2 separate regions of the Mus musculus genome follow, and region 1 is linked to region 2. A link is a loop called in an ENCODE intact Hi-C map of the cell type or tissue named here. Cell type or tissue: gastrocnemius. All regions are shown on one strand. Links, peaks and the distances in the headings refer to the core of each region. The heading gives the core; the rest is flanking DNA. Region 1 overlaps Dnase1l3 (deoxyribonuclease 1-like 3). Region 2 overlaps Pxk (PX domain containing serine/threonine kinase).

What was found. Hi-C counts contacts between places; a loop is a spot of excess contacts. Peaks named below come from ENCODE experiments on the same cell type or tissue, not always from the same donor. Only the 100,000 strongest peaks of a DNase experiment are listed, where the experiment ranks them.
Region 1: a loop joins it to region 2, with 3 times the contacts of the local background. A loop is called at or near these places in 15 of 42 quality-filtered maps.

What each region holds. Positions count from the first base shown.
Region 1 is chr14:7,963,259-7,966,171 of GRCm38, reverse strand. It overlaps Dnase1l3 (deoxyribonuclease 1-like 3), which reads left to right. Exons shown (of 8, transcript NM_007870.3): 8 at 1-985. Among named protein-coding and RNA genes, the nearest start is that of Gm45521, 7.4 kb to the right of the region's middle. In gastrocnemius, for the core only: a CTCF peak has its summit at 1,512 (motif pointing left); a DNase peak (open chromatin) is centred at 1,512.
Region 2 is chr14:8,155,890-8,158,802 of GRCm38, reverse strand. The region is part of intron 17 of Pxk (PX domain containing serine/threonine kinase); the gene reads right to left. Among named protein-coding and RNA genes, the nearest start is that of Pdhb, 16 kb to the left of the region's middle. In gastrocnemius, for the core only: a CTCF peak has its summit at 1,646 (motif pointing right); no DNase peak of the experiment used is centred there.

The DNA.
Region 1 (2,913 bases), core at 211-2,710, 190 kb after region 2:
TAGGATTATATACCATCTTGCCAAGGGAATAAAATCAAAAGTGCCCGGTTAAGTTGGAGGAGATAATGCCCGGCTCATCTCTTACTGAGATTCTATTGTCTGGCGATGACGTAGTCTTTCGGGGAAGATGGCAAAGCTGTTGAGACTTTGGAGGAGTTCACCATACCTAGAAACCTTACAGTCCCCAAATGGTAAAGTATGCTACTCATATATGAGACAGTTCTGGAGAGATGGGTCCTCTGACCTCTGCACCCAAGCACCAAAATTTCCCTGGCTGATGTGGCTAGGAGAGGAACCCCAGGTCCCAGGCAATGGGCTTGGGACTCACTAACAGGGAGATGGGGAGGAGGTGGACTGGACATCAAAAGGCCCTTTCCATGCCTCTGGCTTGGGAGTCAACGGGTCCAGACACCCTGAAGTTTCGACCCATACTAATGCTCTTCTGCCTCTGCCCAGTGGCAGGTTAGAGATACAAATGAGGGTCTCTGCAAGCTGTCACTCTGCCAAACTCAGACAGACAGAGGAGTTATTTTCACTCTTCCTGACTGAGTGTTGTACAAACTCCTGCTTTTATGTCCCCCTCCCTTCCTTCTCTCCTTTCTGAGGATGACCTTGAACTCTGACCCTCCTGTTTCCACCTTCCCACTGGATGAGTGCCAGCCTTATAGATGCCAGCCACCACTCAGCGTTTCATGCAGTGCTCAGACAGGACTAAGCAAGCACTTTGTGTGTGCTACACAAGCACTCTACTTGCTGGGCCCCAGCCCCAGCCTCTAGGCTGTGCCCTAAAAATGTGTTGCCTGGGCAGTGGGATGGCTCAGAGGGTAAAGACCTTCGCTGACAACTCTGGCAACTTGAATTTGATCTCCAGAATGGGCACGATGGAAGGAAAGGGTCAAGTCCATCACGCCATTCTCAGATCTCTCCACATGTAAACATGCCCCCAATAAATAAATGTAATAAAATTAGAATATCGATGTAAAAAGTTGTAGCCTTAACCATCTCATGGAATTCTGATCACAAGTGATGTCTGATGTTATTCACATTCTGTAGTTGAGAAGTCAAACAACTTTCCCAAGATCACACAGCTAGAGAATACAGAGCCCAGAGCTGACGTTTACTAGACACAGGTAGGCACAGGTTCTGGGTGTGTACTGGGGAACACAATAATTTTAGGGGGTCACAGAAGTGATACATTTCTAGTTGAAGAAAAAAATGCATTATACAATGCTAATTTTTTGTAACCAACATAGATATAAAATATAATTTTTCAACTTTTTTTTTTGATAAAGGAATGAACCTAGGAATGGAAGTCCAGCTAGGGCCCAGGAGAGTCCTAACAGGATACCTAATTGCCTTTGCCAGCAGAGCCAAAATCAAATATAGGTCTGTGTGCCTCCAAAGGTCATGTTCTCCTGAGCATCCTCTAACTCGGGTGAGGGAACCCAAGTTGAGCTCCAACAGGGAAAGTCTGGGCCAAGACCAGCATACATGGTCTTCTATCGCCACCTGGTGACTTTTCTGGGAACTTCTGATTAAGGTTCAATTCCTAGCACCCACATGGCAGCTCTCAAGAGTCTGTAACTTGAAGGTCTGACACCCTCACATAGACATGCATGCAGGCAAAACGCCAATGCACATAAAAATAAAAATAAATAAAATAACAAGGTAATTTAGGATGACGATCTAGGAAGCAGCCAGTGCCCTTTGTGTCGGGACTCCATGCAAGAGTAGGGCATAGGGAGTCCTCTCTAGGCTCTCGTGCTCTGGGCTCTGTATTCTCTAGCTGTGTGACCTTGGGAAAGTTGTTTGACTTCTCAACTACAGAATGTGGATAGCATCAGATGTCACTTGTGGAAATTCACACGTTTGTCCCACACATACACGCACATGTTCTCACATGCGTCCTTCATCGTCGTCAACCCTGAGTTGTATCAGATTAGATGTGTCTGAAACAAACACCCACCAGCCAATACACAACCTGAAATGATCTAGCAGCCATATTTTTTAAAAGTAAAAGTAAACAAAAAAAACCCCAAAAACGTATTTTATAAATGGAAGCCCGACGGTCCATGTGTGGGGGTCAAATCTAGCCTATGTGCCTTTGGTTTTGATTTTTGTTGTTTATGGGAACACAGCTATGCCCAGTGCTTTCCAATGCTTCCGGCCTGTTTCTGCCACACAGCAGCACAGTTGAACATCTGTATGAGTGGGACCAGATGGCTCACAAGCCTGAAAACACTCACTCTGCAGGCCTTCACAGGAAGATGGATTTAAACACTCTGCCTTTGCAATCTTAGAATTACTGGTGGTCTTGTTCACGTTTCCTGCCACCCTAAATCTTCAAACAAACAAAAACCCAGGAGCCTTTTACACTCAGAGAACATCTTAATGTGGGAAAGACATTTAAAGTGCTCAGTTACACATGTGGTGCATGAATACTCACTTGGAGATGCAAGCTTAGAAAAATGTCTGCAAGTCCCATATGGGTGTTTATTAAATATACAAATGTCCATCTGTCTGCCTGCCCTTCCTTCGTTCTGTCCCTCCTTCCTTCCATCCTTCCTCTCTCCCTTTTTGGTCTTTCTGTGTGAATGTCTGCGAGCATACGTGAGGGACTCTGCATGCCTACAGCCAGAAGAGGTTGCTGAGTATCATCCGCTATGACTTTACACCTATTTCTTTCAGGCAGGCTCTCTCTGAAACTTAACCCTAGTGATCCTCCTGACTGCCCTGCTGGCGTTACAGGTATGAGGCAAATGTCTGGCTTCTTATGTAAACACAGCGGTCTAGTCCACAGGATTACACAGCAGGCATTCTTAACTGCTGAGGTATTTCCTGGTCGCTCCCCACCTTCCTTTTTCCATATTAGGACATGGTCGCATGTAGCCCAGGCTGGCCTTGAATTTGCTA
Region 2 (2,913 bases), core at 137-2,636:
GGCAGAAGCAAGTTCAAACCCTGGCTGTTGCAGCTGCATCACCTGTGACTTTGGCCAAGTTCTCAATCTACTAGAGGCTCAGTTTTTCTCTAAAATGGAATCCACTCTCGTTGGACAGGAAGAAAGTTGAGGATTAAATGAGACAGGAGGAGCTGAAGAGATGGCTCAGTGGTTAAGAGGTCCTGAGTTCAATTCCCAGCAACTACATGGTGGCTCCCAATCATCCAATGCCCTCTTTCGGTGTGTCTAAAGACAGCTACTGTGTACTCATATACATAAAATAAATCTTTTAAAAAGTAGATGGCTATTTCTTTTAAAAAATGAGAATACATATCACTTAGATGTGATTATCAAAATCAAGTTTCAGGTTTATTTAGCAGCTTTAACTCTCTTTTGCAAATCTACTTTTTCTAAAAAGAGCCAATGCAATAGAGTTTGAGGCCAACCTAGGCTACATGAGATTCCATCTTAATCCCCACAAGTCTTGTCGAGCTGGTTCAGAGGTTATGAATGCTTACTACTCTTCCAGAGTATCTGAGTTCCACCTCTGGCACTTTAATGAGGAGGCTACTACCTGCCTGTAACTCCATGGGTTCAACAACTTCTACTGACCTCCCCAGAATTCTCACAAGACACAAATGCACACACACACAAAAGGGAATAAAGGCAGAGTAGCCCTGTTGCCTGCTCCTCCAAATTCCGAGACAGTGAATATTTATATGTGTGCAAACTGGGACATTTGAAAACACTCAGCTCTATGAATATAGAGAATGAATGTTCCTTGTAACACATGGCATAAGGTGTACTGAGATAAAGGAATTTTAAAGCTGGCTGACTTTATAAGTCATGGAACAATAGAAAAGTATTGGAAATTTTCTCACTAAAAACTAAAGAAGCATCAAAAAAATGAAAAGAACAAAAAAACAGGGCCTTACTGCAGAGTATGAGAGAATGCCACTCTACCAATGCATTTGCCACCAGACTCGGGGAACCAGCGTTAGCCCCAACAATTCAGCATTGATCTCAAACCGTCCCAAAGGAGGCAGTCGCAGAGAGGGTCTCAGCTGCTAGACCAGGCTCACACTAGTAAGATCTCTTCAGTTAGATATGTCTGCCACCTCTGCCAAATCCTAAATGCAGCTAAACAAGACCCGATCTGGTTACCATGGTCACCTAAAACTGAAGCCATCAGAAGCCCCATGGCTCAACTCAACTGGCCAACACCGGGCTGCTGCTGTCCCTCCTACAGGGCCTGACCTAGCTGCCTTACAAGGCTTGAAAATCATGCCCCTCACCTCTCCCAGGAGAAGCCCTGAACAAGGAGCGTGCTTCTTCCTCCCACAGTTAGGTCTGCTAGTGACTCTGCTACCTGAGTGATGGGATTAAAGAAGAAAATATTAGCAGGCCTTAGAGAAATTTTGTCTGCTTGAACTGTGCCTGACAATTTAGAACTTCTGAGGCATGGGACATCAGTTGGAGCCTGTCTGCCTCTGTCTGTAACCCAGGCTACAGAGTTACTGGTAAACTCCAGACCACCTGTAAGCATACCTTGAATCCATGTTAGGTCAGCAGACCTCCTGTGTTTACCTGGCTTAGCACCCACAACGCTAAGTCACCAGGCGAATGCTCTGAGATTCATTACAAGTAACAGCCAGTAGAGGTCAGAGTGTGGTCTTTGGGGTGAATAATTCTGTAATTTTGTCAGCAAAGTCATTAAAGGAACAAAGGAGTTGCTACTTTGGCTCAGAAGCCTCTCCTGACAGCCACTGCGCCTGAGCTTCAAAATGTGTTCCCCTCAGTTCACAGTACTGCTCCCTGCCACCCCACTGTCCTCAGATGGAACCTTTCCCATACTGACTGGGTGCTACAAAAACTTGCAGTTTCTTCTCACATTCTCAGAGTTACCTCAGTCTCTGTAACGTTGCTATTATCTGCTATCACTCCCATTCAGAGAAAGCAACCTGGAAGTTCCCCTACAAGGGTCCCTAGACTATGAATGAAGCAAGGCATCTAAAGGTGAGAATGGGAGAGAACTACCACTCATACAGTGAGGTGCTTTGAACGCTAAGCAGGCATCTCCCTGGTAACCAAGGATATACGTCTCAGAATCTTCTCCACTTCCTCAGCACATACAAATGATAGGGAATTACACCATGTTATATGGAAAATGGCTCAAAATTGGAAAACAGTAGATTTCCAGAAATGTCTAGTTAGCTCAGACAGTTATCTCCAGATGAGAGTTCTGTCTATTTGGAAGCTCCTTGTAAAATCTGGTGAGAAAGTCAGAACAAGAGAATCATCCCCATGACCTGGCATTTTGCGACATAAAACTGGCCCCTTCCCTAGAACATTGTACAGTAAGTCTTCTTAGCAAGCAAGGACAGAGTCAATCAGAGCTAGCCCTCTTGAATTCACCCCTTCCCCCAGGAAGCTTAGTTAGAGTCATTTAAAGGCAGCCACTTTAAAATTCTCAGAGGTTCTTGGGTAATACCATAAGCATTAAAGTGTATGGTACTGTCAGCTCAGCGCAGCCCTGCCAAAGATCTCCCTTTCATACAGCTGGAAGAACTCTTCCGAGGACAGCAACAAACTGAATGGGAGAATCAGCATCTTAGACACCGAGGAGGAGGAGCAGAAACGCTGCCCCCTCGTTTTTATTAGTTTGCAAATGGTCGAAAAAGGATCTTAGTTCAAAAAGGAGAGACATGAGACAGTATTCCAGAACTGGTGTTTTTGTAGGTACTCCCAAAGACAACTCTTTTTTTTTTTTTTTTTTGGTTTTTCGAGACAGGGTTTCTCTGTATAGTCTTGGCTGTCCTGGAACTCACTTTGTAGACCAGGCTGGCCTCGAACTCAGAAATCCGCCTGTCTCTGCCTCCCAAGTGCTGGGATTAAAGGCATGCGCCACCACGC